2 separate regions of the Homo sapiens genome follow, and region 2 is linked to region 1. A link is a loop called in an ENCODE intact Hi-C map of the cell type or tissue named here. Cell type or tissue: PC-9. All regions are shown on one strand. Links, peaks and the distances in the headings refer to the core of each region. The heading gives the core; the rest is flanking DNA.

Region 1 (6,146 bases), core at 737-5,736:
GCTCACTGCAACCTCCACCTCCTGGGCTCCAGGTATCTTCCCGCATAGCCTCACGAGTAGCTGGGACTACAGGTGCGTGCCACCACGGGGCTTTTTGTGTGTGTGTGTGTGACGGAGTCTCGCTCTGTCGCCCAGGCTGGAGTGCAGTGGCACTGATCTTGGCTCACTGCAAGCTCCACCTCCCAAGTTCATGCCGTTCTCCTTCCTCAGCCTCCTGAGTAACTGGGACTACAGGCACCCGCCACCACGCCCGGCTAATTTTTTTTTTTTTTTTTTTTTTTTTGTATTTTTAGTAGAGACGAGTTTTCACAGTGTTAGCAAGGATGGTCTCGATCTCCTGACCTTGTGATCCGCCAGCCTCAGCCTCCCAAAGTGCCGGGATTACAGACGTGAGCCACCACGCCCAGCCAATTTTTGTATTTTTTTTTTAGAGACTGGATTTCGCCATGTCACCCAGGCTAGGTACAGCTTGCTTTTTTTTTTTTTTTCCCCAAAATGGAGTCTTGCTCTGTCGCCCAGAGGTGGAGTGCAATGGCGCAATCTCAGCTCCCTGCAACCTCCACCTCACGGGTTCAAGAGATTCTTGTGCCTCAGCCTCCTGAATAGCTGGAATTACAGGCACCCGCCACCAGGCCCATCTAACTTTTGTATTTTTAGTAGAGATGGGGTTTCGCCATGTTGAGCAGGCTGGTCTCAAACTCCTGACCTCAGGTGATATGCCTGCCTCAGCCTCCCAAAGTGCTGGAATTACAAGCTTCAGCCACTGAGCCTGGCCTGGTTCTCTTCTTATAAAGACACCAGTCAAGTCTGTGCACATTGGCTCATGCTTGTAATCCCAGCACTTTGGGAGGCCGAGGCAGGCGGATCACCTGAAGTCAGGGGTTTGAGACCAGCCTGACCAGCAGAGTGAAACCCAGTCTCTACTAAAAATACAAAAATTAGCTGGGTGTGGTGGCAGGTGCCTGTAATCCCAGCTACTCGGGAGGCTGAGGCAGGAGAATCATTTGATCCCAGGAGGCAGAGGTTTCAGTGAGCCAAAATATCATGCCACTGCACTCCAGCCTGGGTGACAAAGCTAGACTCAGTCTCAGAAAAAAAAAAAAAGAAAAAAAAAAGACACCAATCATATTGAGCTATGGCCCACCCTAATGAACTCACTTTGCCTTAATTACCCCCTTAAATGCCATACGTTCAAATGTAGTCACATTCTGAGACACTAAGGGTTAGGATTTCAACACACAAATTTTGGAGGGACATATTAAGCCCATGAAAAGATTATCCTCTTCTTCCTCTACGGTTGTACATATGATACGTGCTATTGTTTAAATATGTTCCCCAAAGAACATGTGTTGAAAACTTAATCTCAGGCCTGGGTGCGGTGGCTCATGCCTGTAATCCCAGCACTTTGTGAGGCCGACGCAGGCAGATCACAAGGTCAGGAGATTGAGACCATCCTGGCTAACACGGTGAAACCCCGTCTCTACTAAAAATACAAAAAATTAGCCGGGTGTGGTGGTGGGCTCCTGTAGTCCCAGCTATTCGGGAGGCTGAGGCAGGAGAATGGCATGAACCCGGGAGGTGGAGCTTACAGTGAGCCAAGATTGCGCCACTGCACTCCAGCCTGGGCGACAGAGTGAGACTCCGTCTCAGAAAAAAAAAAAAAAAGAAAGAAAAGAAAACTTAATCTCTAGTGCAATAGTTTTGGAAAATGGGACCTAATAGAAGATGTTTATGTCATGAACGCTCCACCCTCATGAATGGATTAATGCCAGTTATGAAGGGACTTTTTTTTTGTCTGTGTGGCTCTTTTCAGTTTATTACATGAAGGAGTTACACTAGTCCAAGCTAAGAGCAGACCCCAAATAGTTACTTCATACACATTGTGAGGTTTTTAAACCTGTGACAAAGACAGAAGGGAAATTCTACTCATTGCAAGAAAATCCTCACTTAAGCTTCAGTGAGCCACAGACACTTAGAACCCATGAACCTTCAGCTGATTGTCCTTGGCCAGTGCGATCTCTGCAAGGAACTGGCATAGGTTCTTGCACGGGTCAGTCTGTAGCTTAATTAGTTCTCCATATTCTGGATGCTCTATTGCAGTACCAGGCAAATTTCTTCTTGAATGCCTTCACTAGTTTCTTTTTTTTTTTTTTTTTTTTTTGAGACAGAGTCTCGCTCTGTCACCCAGGCTGGAGTGCAGTGACATGATATCTCAGCTCACTGCAACTTCCGTCTCCCAGGTTCAAGCGATTCTCCTGCCTCAGCCTCCCAAGTAGCTAGGACTACAGGCATGAACCACCACAACCAGCCAGTTTTTGTATTTTTAGTAAAGATGGGGTTTCAGCATGTTGGCCAGGCTGGTCTTGAACTCCTGACCTCATGTGATCTGCCCACCTAGGCCTCCCAAAGTGCTGGGATTACAGGCATGAGCCACTGTGCCTGTCATAGTTTCTTTTTATGGTAGTCATCAGCAATTCCTTGGACAGTAGTAATGGTCTTCCTGCCATTTCTTTATTAAATTCTTATATGGATATAATCCTCAGTGTCAGCAGGAAGCAGGTTATCGCCCTTAGTTGCATCCAGCAAAGAGGTCAAAAGAGTAGAAGTTCAGAATAGCAAACATACTATACAATTCCTTTTCCTCAGCAGAAACTGCCTACAGAGGTAGCAGTGGAAGAAGTGGGGGGAAGTGGGCAAAGGTGGGGTATGGAGCATGAGGAAGCAAGGGGGCTCAAAGGGAAAGTTGCTGAGTCCTCAGCGGTAGCTCACGGACTGGGGTCATGAAAAGACTTGAGGTTTTGAGTTCAATTTTCTTATTGTCCCAGACTCTCTTGCCCTTCCACATTCCACCATGAATGACTCAGCAAGAAGGCCTTCAACACACACCAGCACCTTGATATTGGACTTATCTGCCTCCAGAACTGTGAAAAATACATTTCTTTTCTTTGAAACTACCCAGTCAGTGGTGTTCTGTTATAGCAACACAAAATGGACTAAGAGTATGTTGCTAGTAAATATATCATTTTAGCCATGGGTTTTAAGATCTGGAGCTGATTGGAAATATTGGACATCCCCTAGAGATTCTGTACTCAGAGCTGGATGCAGTAACTAGAGGTAATTTTCGATGTGAATGTGCTTGAAGTTGTATGCAGTATAATCCTAACATCAGAGCAAGACCCTATCTCAAAAAAAACAACAAAAAAAGGATATTATGTAGCTTATAAAATAAATGGGTGGGCTGAAGAACCACATTCTGAGCTACATAATGAGAAAGAGCCAAAACCACATTGCAGAACTGGTCTGATGACAAGACACCACTGCCATGATTGAAGAGCTCCAGATATGCCGCTTGTGCCAATGATACCGTGACCATCAGATACTGGACTGATCACTACCCCACAGTCACTGCTTTTCCAGGAAGCGATCCTCCTGAAGCCAACTTTTCCAGCAAGCTTTGAGGCAGATGTGGCTGACTGGCAGAGCCCAGTCCACATGCCAGTGCTCTAGCTGCAAGACAGGTGGAAAAAGTGTACCTAGTACTTTCAGCTTCTGTAGGGGATGGTAAGCCCTGTATCTCTGACTCATCGCCTGATGAAATTCCCTAAATGAACGAAAGAGGGTGGCCGGGCGCCGTGGCTCACGCCTGTAATCCCAACACTTTGGGAGGCCGAGGCGGGTGGATCACGAGGTCAGGAGATCGAGACCATCCTGGCTAACACAGTGAAACCCCGTCTCTACTGAAAATACAAAAAAATTAGCCAGGCGTGGTGGCGGGCTCCTGAAGTCCCAGCTACTCCGGAGGCTGAGGCAGGAGAATGGCGTGAACCCGGGAGGCGGAGCTTGCAGTGAGCCGAGATCGCGCCACACCGCACTCCAGCCTGGGTGACAGAGCGAGACTCCATCTCAAAAAAAAAAAAAAAGAAAGAAAGAAAGAAAGAGGGTTAGAGTGCTATGGACCCAGCATACATGTCGTGTCCCTACACCCATAACCGTCAAGACGACCCCTGTAAGGGACATTAACTTTGGATTAGTGCCAGTGTATCTCACAAAGCCTACTGCAAACAAGTTTTACACATTTTAATAATCTATACTTAGTCGGGGTTATTGAATGAAGGTTGGTTTAAGATAGGCATAAGTTCTCACCAAGAAAACTGTTGCCTCTGCCACATCGGAAAACTGGGAAATTAGTAAGCTATTGTTCCAACTGTTGGCTCCAGGAACACATTAACTTAGCCAGGATCTGGGCAACAAGAAGCCACTGCCAGAGCTTTTGGTACCAGAGCTGTGACTTACTGAATCCTCCCATGCAACTTCATTTTATCCCCCACTTTAACTCAGTTCCAGATCAAGCCCCTTAGGCCTGTATCTGATTGGGAAACTTAAAACACATCCAGAGACTAAGTTTAAAGGAAGTCTAAGTTCCAGGCGGTGGCTTATACCTGTAATCCCAGCACTTTGGGAGCCCAAGCTGGGGGGATCACCTGAGGTCAGGAGTTCAAGATGAACCTGACCAACATGGCAAGACCTCTACTGAAATACAAAAATCTCTACTAAAAATACAAAAATTAGCCAGGCTTAGTGCCTGGCACCTGTAATCCCAGCTATTCGGGAGGCTGAGGTGGGAGAATCGCTTGAACCCAGGAGGCAGAGGTTGCAGTGAGCCGAGATTGCACCATTGCACTCCAGCCTGGGCAACAAAGCAAGACTCTGTCTCAAAAAAAAAAAAAAAAAAAAAGGCAAAGAATTTGAACAGATATTTGTACAAAGAAAATATGCCAATGGCCAATAAGCACATAAAAAGATGTTCAACATTATTCATCATTGGTTATTAGAGAAATGCAAATCAAAACCACAATGAGATGCCACTTCACACCACTGACTTCTGGGGAAGGAAGGGGGTATAGTACATTGAGTTCAACCAGTGACTGATACCCAGCCAATGGCCAATGATTCAATCAATCATGCTTCCATAATGAAGTCCCAATAAAAACGCTGGACAGGCCAGGCATGGTGGCTCACGCCTGTAACTCCAGCACTTTGGGAGGCCGAGGGGGTGGATCACAAGGTCAGGAGATTGAGACCATCTTGGCCAACATGGTAAAACCCCATCTCTACTAAAATACAAAAAAAAAAAAATTAGCCGGGCGTGGTGGCAAGCGCCTGTAGTCCCAGCTACTCAGGAGGCTGAGGCAGGGGAATCGCTTGAACCCAGGAGGTGGAGGTTGCAGTGAGCCAAGATTGCGCCACTGCACTCCAGCCTGGTGACAGAGCAAGACTCTGTCTCAAAAAAAAAAAAAAAAAAAAAGCTTTGGACAATAAGGTTTGGTGGAATTTCCTGGCTGGTAAACAGATCAATGTGTCACCAGGCTGATATGCCCTGATTCCACAGGGAGAAGGCAATTCTCAAAGTTCTGCTCTTGAGACTCTCCCAGACCTTACCCTGTCTCCTCATTTGGCTGGTCCTGACTTGTATTCTTTATAATAAAACTGTGATTGTAAGTATATCACTTTCCTGAGTTCTGTGAGTCATTCTAGTGAATTATCAAACCTGAGTGGATATGGGAACCCCCAGATTTGTAGCCAGTTGGTCAGAAATGTGGGTGGCCTAGGGATGCCTAATGTGTGGCTGGCATCCGAAATGAGGGCAGTCTTACTGGGGACCATGACCTGTAATTTGTGGGTTCTATGCTAACTTCAAGTGGTTACTGCTAGAACTTTATTGTAGCACACCAGTTAGTATAAGAATATTAACTTCTGTGGCAAAAGATGTAATTTAATTAAGGATCTTGAGATGGAGTGTTTATCCTGAATTATCCGAGTGAGTCTTAAATACAATCACAGTATCTTTATGAGGGAGGCAGAGGGAGATTTGATACAGACAGAGGAGGAAGAGGCAATGTGACCACAGAGGCATTGAGGAAGACGCAACGTGACTACCATCTCTGGCTGAACAACTAAGTTGTGTGGAACTCAATGGTGGATCCTTGCCAATCAGGATACAGTAACAGCTCTAGTGTCTGAATAGCAATTGCCATCATCATTCCCCACCCCAACCCATAGGTGCTTATCCATTACTCCCTGCCAAAACCACTGCTTCAGTGTCCTGACATAGTTCATCTCTGTCCTTGCCCCTACTTTTACCTCTT
Region 2 (6,146 bases), core at 461-5,460, 820 kb before region 1:
CATAAATCACCCTCCTTTGAAACCCCTCCTCCACTTTCTCTGCTCTCTCTCTCTCTCTCTCTCTCTCCAAGAGATCAGCACATTGCAAAGACAGGTTGTTGAATATTTTCTCTCTCATCACTAAGAAGGCCTCCCTGCTGGGTGTAATCAAGAACCATAAACTCGCCTTGCGGCTCGAGTCAGTGTGAATCGAGCCCCAGTCAGCTTTCCTCGATTCAGACACGCTCTGGCCGGCTGACAGCACGGGCCAGGCCGGCGGGTGACGGCCAGGCTGCTCTCGCAGATGCATCCGAAGGGGCTGCAGCCAGTGGGGCTGGGTCTCATAGAGTCTCCGCCACTGGCTCTGTAATGACCCGGCATGGAATTCAGGGCGCCTCTCCTGAAAGGTCAGGAAGGAGAGAAATCAATGCCTGCAGACAAGGAGTCCGTGCATTGACAGGTGCCACAGGCACTCCTTGGCCCTCACCCCATGTCCCCAGGTCCCCGGGGAGAGGAGACAGACAGGATGACCTCTCAGACTTGGCAGTTATTTCTGATGAGCAGCCTGACCAGATGGCTTTCTCTCTGGTTTTTAGAATTGTTCCTTTCAAGGTGGAAGAGGGCATGGACCTAGTGTTGCCCCAGTGGGCTAGGGTTGGGCTGGAGGGTGGTGATATTGGAATAAGAAGGGAGAGTGAAGGAGAGGCACCTGGGGAGCTGGGCTGGTGGCTGGTTGGCTGCTAAGGGAGCTGTCCTGTTCTTTGCCTATAAAGACAGGAACAGCAAGGGTAAGAAGTCTTCAGAGGGAAAGCTGGGGAGGAGCCTTTCCCGTCTTTCCTTGACTTTCTGTCTCTGACAATGTTACTGCCACTGCCTGGACCCCTGGGCCAGATGGTCCCTCCTTCCTGAAAGAGCTGCTTCCAATATCCCTTTCAAAAGATACCCTCCTCCTGCCAGCCAGCAAACCTTTAGGACACCTGAGTGGTTTCCCAAATATGCCTTGTACATTCCCACCTCCAGGCCTTTGTGTTTGCCATTTTCCCTGCCAGGCAGGCCCTCTCTTCCTTCTTTTTCTGGTAAGCTCCTTCCTACCTGTCCTTCCAGGCTCAGCAGAAATGTCTCCTTTTTTGAGGAGCTTTACCCGACCAGGCTGAGGTCACCGGTGGCTCCTGGGGAACTCATGCAATTCAGCCCTTAACATACTATGTTGTGGGGATCTGTCCATCTGCCCTTTGGGTGAGAGCTTCCCCTCTAGGGTTGGGACTGAGTCTGACTCAGCTTTACGTGCCCAGGGCCCAGCACTGAGTCTGTTGGGATGAACAGGATAGAAGTTTTATCACCAAGTTTCAACACTGCTCTCTGTCTGTACCTGCCTACCTGTGTACCTGTCTACCTGTGAACCTGTGTACCTGAGTGGGAGAGTGTGCCCTGGTTTCCATGCATCAGTCTTTGCAGGAATGTCTTTCTGCCCACTCTTCCCTTCTCCACCCTCCAAACCAGATAGGATGCTCCTTGAGGGCAGGGCGAGCTCTGCTTCATCTCTAAAAGCACAAATGCAAAGTGGGAGCTGGTAAAGATGTGTGGAACTGGGTCTGGATTTTGCTAAAAGGGACCTGTTCAGGCGGGAGCCCTCTAGGCAGGGTTGCTGTTGTGGCTTCCCATGAAGGGCCTGAGCAAGTCCCTGTGCAGGGTCCAAATGCTCACTCTTCATGGGGTGGGAGGGTCCTTTCCATTCAAGCATGGAGAAGCTGCAGCCCCAGAATCTGCAGGCTCAGCCTCAGGGGCTGGCTGTCCACGTTGGGTCTTCACATTCCCATTAGCCAGTTGTGGGGCTAGCCCTGGGGCTCTTCTCCCGGGGCTGCCAAATACGATGGCTCTCCAGAACAAAGGGCAGCGTTGTTTCTGCTGCTGCCTCCATAGCCTCCCTTGGGAGGCCGGGAGCCAGGACTCAGACAAAGTGTGGGTTTCCTCTCAGGTGGACAGCACGCCTGCCCTCCCGCCTATGCAGAGGCCACAGAGATATTGCCCACCAGATTCAGGGCTCTCATAACTCTTTCAAGACAATCACTTTATTTATATGACTTTGTTTAAAAAACCCACAGACGATCCACCACGGGGACATCTCCGACTGGCTCAGCTTGGTTCTCTCCTATCCTCTGAGTCCATAACTCTTAGTCTTTTGATTCTCCCAGTCCACACACTATAAAAATCTTATTTCTATAAGGTCTTTTATGGTTACCAAGATAGTCAATAGTGTCATTTTCATTCATATCATTCTGCAGGGAAGTTAGAGGAAACGAACCAGACAGAGGAGAGCTATAAATAAGGTTCAGCTACACAAGGCCCCAAGCAGATCCCACTGTGTTCTTTTAAAACTACTCATGCACAGAATACACACACACGACATATACCTATGCACATGTATGCCCAGTCATGCTAGAGACAGGTGCACACGAACTCACCCATGCACACAGGATGCTTTGTCCACATGCTGCTTGCATACACACACGCATGTATGTGCTTGCACAATTTAGCAGTTTTAGAAAAAAGCCCTTTATGGGATTTGCCTGTCTTTGGAGGGCCAAGAGCAGGCAGCAGTACTTGCTGTGGTGAGATGGGGGTACTGAAGCAGGCCAGCTCAGAGAACGCATTCCAAAGCCATGAACTGCAAGGCTGGGCACCTGGCCATCCATGAGCTCATGTGTGGGGAGCTTTGGAATTCCCGCCAACACAGGAGCTTAGCTCCGGCCTGAGTGGCAGAGGCAGCCACCCAGCCAGCACTGGGAATGCCGGGCCACTCTCAGAGCTTCCTCTGACTGTCTCTTGGTGTCATCTGAGGGCCAAACCCCTCATTCTTTGGAGGAGAGCCAGCTAGCTTCACCATTCTGGTTTGTGCCTTGCTGCCACACCTGATTGTCCACAGCCCTGCTGCCCACAGCTTTGCCTTCAGGGCAGGACCCCAGAGGAGGAGCATAAGTTGTGGCCCTAGAACAGAAAGCAGGAAGCCTTGGGCACTGAGGCCCAAGAGAGGCAGAGAGAGAGCTGGCAGGGGAGGGGAGGGTAAGAAGTCTTCCGAGGGAAAGCTGGGGAGGAGCCTTCCCCATCTTTCCCTGACTTTCTGTCTCTGACAATGTTATTGCCACTGCCTGGACCCCTGGGAGCAGGTAGGGGAAGGGAGGGGCTGCATGGCTAGTGCCAGAGAACTGTACTCTCCTTAGAGAATTCCAGGCTCATTGGCCTGGGGTGCAGAGGAAGGAATGGCCGCTAGAGTCAAGAGGTCTGGGTTCTAGCACTGACTAGCTGCACACTGCAGCCTTTTGCGATGCTGGGCAGACACCCTCCCCTCTCAGGGCCGCTATACCCCAGTGAACCGTAAGGAGGGATGCGCTCTCAGGTTCCTCCTAGTTTGGGAACTGCAGGTGGATTAGGCACACTTCAGGGTTCCAGGGCAGGTGTGTCTCCTTAGCTTCCCCATCTGCAAAATGGGGCTGATGATTTTTTACTGTTGGCGACATCCCAGGGACACTGTGAGGGAAACTGGGCGAAAGTCCAGGTGTACGGATGAGCTTATTTGGGAACTGGTGGCTTTGGAACTCATAACGAATGCAACCCATCAGGGTGCCCAAGACCTTGCAAAGGATCCCCTCCTACCCCCAGCTTCTTTCTTCCTCCTTACTACCCAGCACCCCCTGTACTCCCCCAGCACTGGAGAGCTGAGAATGCAGCCCAGGGCTCTGAGCTCGAGGCCTTGGAATTCCTCTATTCCCCTACTGCCTTCTTCAAGGGAACTATTAATTGTAATTTAAGCCTCCCAAGTTAAAAGCAGCGTGCAGATTTAAGGATTCTTTCATCCCAATTACACATCGTTTCTGGCTGCACTTTAGTGCCAGGCTTTTATCTGTTGTTCTGGGGAATCACTTATTGGCCAGAGCAGCGGGCTCCACGCAGATTGCTCCCTGATTATGTTTAATGGCAAATGGAGAGTTAACTCTCCTCCCTCCCCGGAGCTGTGTCGGCACTTTTCCCAGCCCAGCCGAGAGCAGCCCAGGGGAACAGGAGGGCATGGAATGGGGGAGCTGCAGGGACCTCCATGTCCTGGGACTGTTTGTGCAGGGCTCCGAGGGGACCCATGTGGCTCAGGGTGGCTAAGGGGGCAATGCTGCCCCCACCCGCTGGATGACCCAAGTGCTGTGTTTCAAATGCTGATAGCAGCCCTTTGTTTATTCTACACATTCCACTACCATGGGAGGCTACTGTGCATTCATGCCTTGGGCTGGCCTGTTTCCTCACCCACACTGGAGTGTGCCCGGCAGTTAGGGCCACTGCATCAGTCTTATACACACTTGCACACTCCGGGTGAGCCCAGCTCCTGAACCTGCACTGCCACACGCACACTCACACACACTCACACTCACAATCAACATCTCCATGTGCACGATCACACTCGACTTGCATAGACTCCCTACTCTCACCTGCGAGCACGCTCTCAGCTCAGTCCCAAACATGCACAGGGCTGGACCCTTCTCCACCATCAAATGGAGACTTTTCTGTCTGTCTTTTTGTCTTTTGCTCACAGAATTAGGCTGCCAGAGGAGCTTGGAGTGGATCTTGGAATGTCAGGTGATGAGATCATAGACTCAGACCCCTGTGCCATTGAGCCCCCAGGGTCACTCACTTCCACTGGGTTCCTGAGCCCCAGTAGGATTGTACCTTGTCACAGAGTTTGGGCTGGCTCAGTCCTTTGGATGCTACTCTGTGAATCTCAAACTTGACGCTCCAAAGCAGAGCTCCTGGTCTCCCCCAAACCTGCTTCTCCTGCAGTCCTCCCCCGTCTCAGCTCTTGGCAAGTCCTTGCTTCCATTGCTCAGGACAAAAAAACCCTGGAGTCATTCTTGACTCCTCTCTTTTTCTCACTTCCTACTTCTAGTCCATCAGCAGATCATGCTGGCTGTATTTTAAATACATATTCTTAATCTGATCACTTCTCACCACCCCCACTGCCACCACCTCGACCAACCCCACGAAGACCTGGTTTACTGTAGCAACCTCCAGACAGGCTTTCCTGCTCCTGCTCCTCCCCTCCATGCGGCAGCCAGACCCTGTCCTTCTCTGCTCCTCTTGAAGAAATACTTGAGGACCTTACAGGGGCTTGTGAGTCCTTATGTGATCTGCTCCTTTAACCCCACCCACTCCTGACTTCTCCTCCCCTATTTTCTCTCCTGCACTCCTCTCCAGCCACAATGACCTCCTTGCTGCACCCGTGCCTTAGAGTCTTTGCTGTTTCTCTGCCTAGAATGCTTTTCTACCCGATCTTTGCTTGAATAACCCTCTTCCTCCTCCTTCAAGCCTGCTCCAATGTCACTTCTTAGTGAGATCACCTTAAATATCCTATTGATCCTGCAACCTGCTGCCCCTTCAGCCCTGCTCTCCCAATCCAACTTACTCTGCTTTTATTCTTTTTTTTCCTTTTTCTCTTTTTCAGCAGAACATATACCTTCTATCACAAGTTGGGTGCACTGGGAAACAGACTCCGACAGAGACTTCGGCTTGCAGGAGGTTTACAGGGGAAGGCTCTCACAGTGGAGGAAGCAGAACCAGGCAGAGGGAACAGTTGAATTGTGATGTAGTCACAACAAAGGCCTCAGCTGACCCCATGGGGAGCTGTGAGCTGGGGGGACTTTCAGAGTCGCTCTGCATTAAGGTGAGGGGGCTGGGGAACTTATAGCTTCATCTACCTACTATTGGGTGTGGGCTGCCCCCAGGGAAGGGGAGTGACCTTGGGTAAAGCAGCTGTCTTCTTTGAGCACAATTCTGGGGAGGGACTCAGCTGAATGGCTTTGGCCACCAGTGCTCAAAGCAGCTGGGGGTGAGTGCATCCGCTCAGAAGTGGAGAACTGGGTGCCACACCACAGCGTCCACTTTGTCTTTTACTATACATAAATGAGTAAATGTTAATATATAAAATTTATTGTTTGTTGTCTGGGTGCAGTGGCTCATACCTGTAATCCCAGCATTTTGGGAGGCCGAAGCAGGTGGATCACTTGAGGCCAGGAGTTAGAAATCAGCCTGACCAACATGGTGAAACTCCGTCTCTAGTAAAAATACAAAAATTAGCCAGGCATGGGGGCATGCACCTGTAATCTCAGGTACTTGGAAGGCTGAGGCAG

Evidence for each region. A loop is a pair of places that touch in the nucleus more often than their neighbours do. Peaks named below come from ENCODE experiments on the same cell type or tissue, not always from the same donor. Only the 100,000 strongest peaks of a DNase experiment are listed, where the experiment ranks them.
Region 2: a loop joins it to region 1, with 6 times the contacts of the local background. A loop is called at or near these places in 1 of 110 quality-filtered maps.

The regions. Positions count from the first base shown.
Region 1 is chr1:38,956,303-38,962,448 of GRCh38, forward strand. It overlaps the pseudogene EIF1P2. Among named protein-coding and RNA genes, the nearest start is that of RHBDL2, 18 kb to the left of the region's middle. In PC-9, for the core only: CTCF peaks have their summits at 3,618 and 3,818; DNase peaks (open chromatin) are centred at 2,839, 3,549 and 5,359; H3K4me3 peaks cover 1,185 bases; H3K27ac peaks cover 4,775 bases.
Region 2 is chr1:38,136,035-38,142,180 of GRCh38, forward strand. It overlaps LINC02786 (long intergenic non-protein coding RNA 2786), which reads right to left and starts at 5,541. Exons shown (of 6, transcript XR_001737991.3): 1 at 5,423-5,541; 2 at 1-379. LOC105378654 (a long non-coding RNA gene) reads left to right here and starts at 5,637. Exons shown (of 7, transcript XR_001737987.2): 1 at 5,637-5,680. RefSeq lists an enhancer at 4,083-4,996. In PC-9, for the core only: a CTCF peak has its summit at 2,422; a DNase peak (open chromatin) is centred at 2,777; H3K27ac peaks cover 478 bases.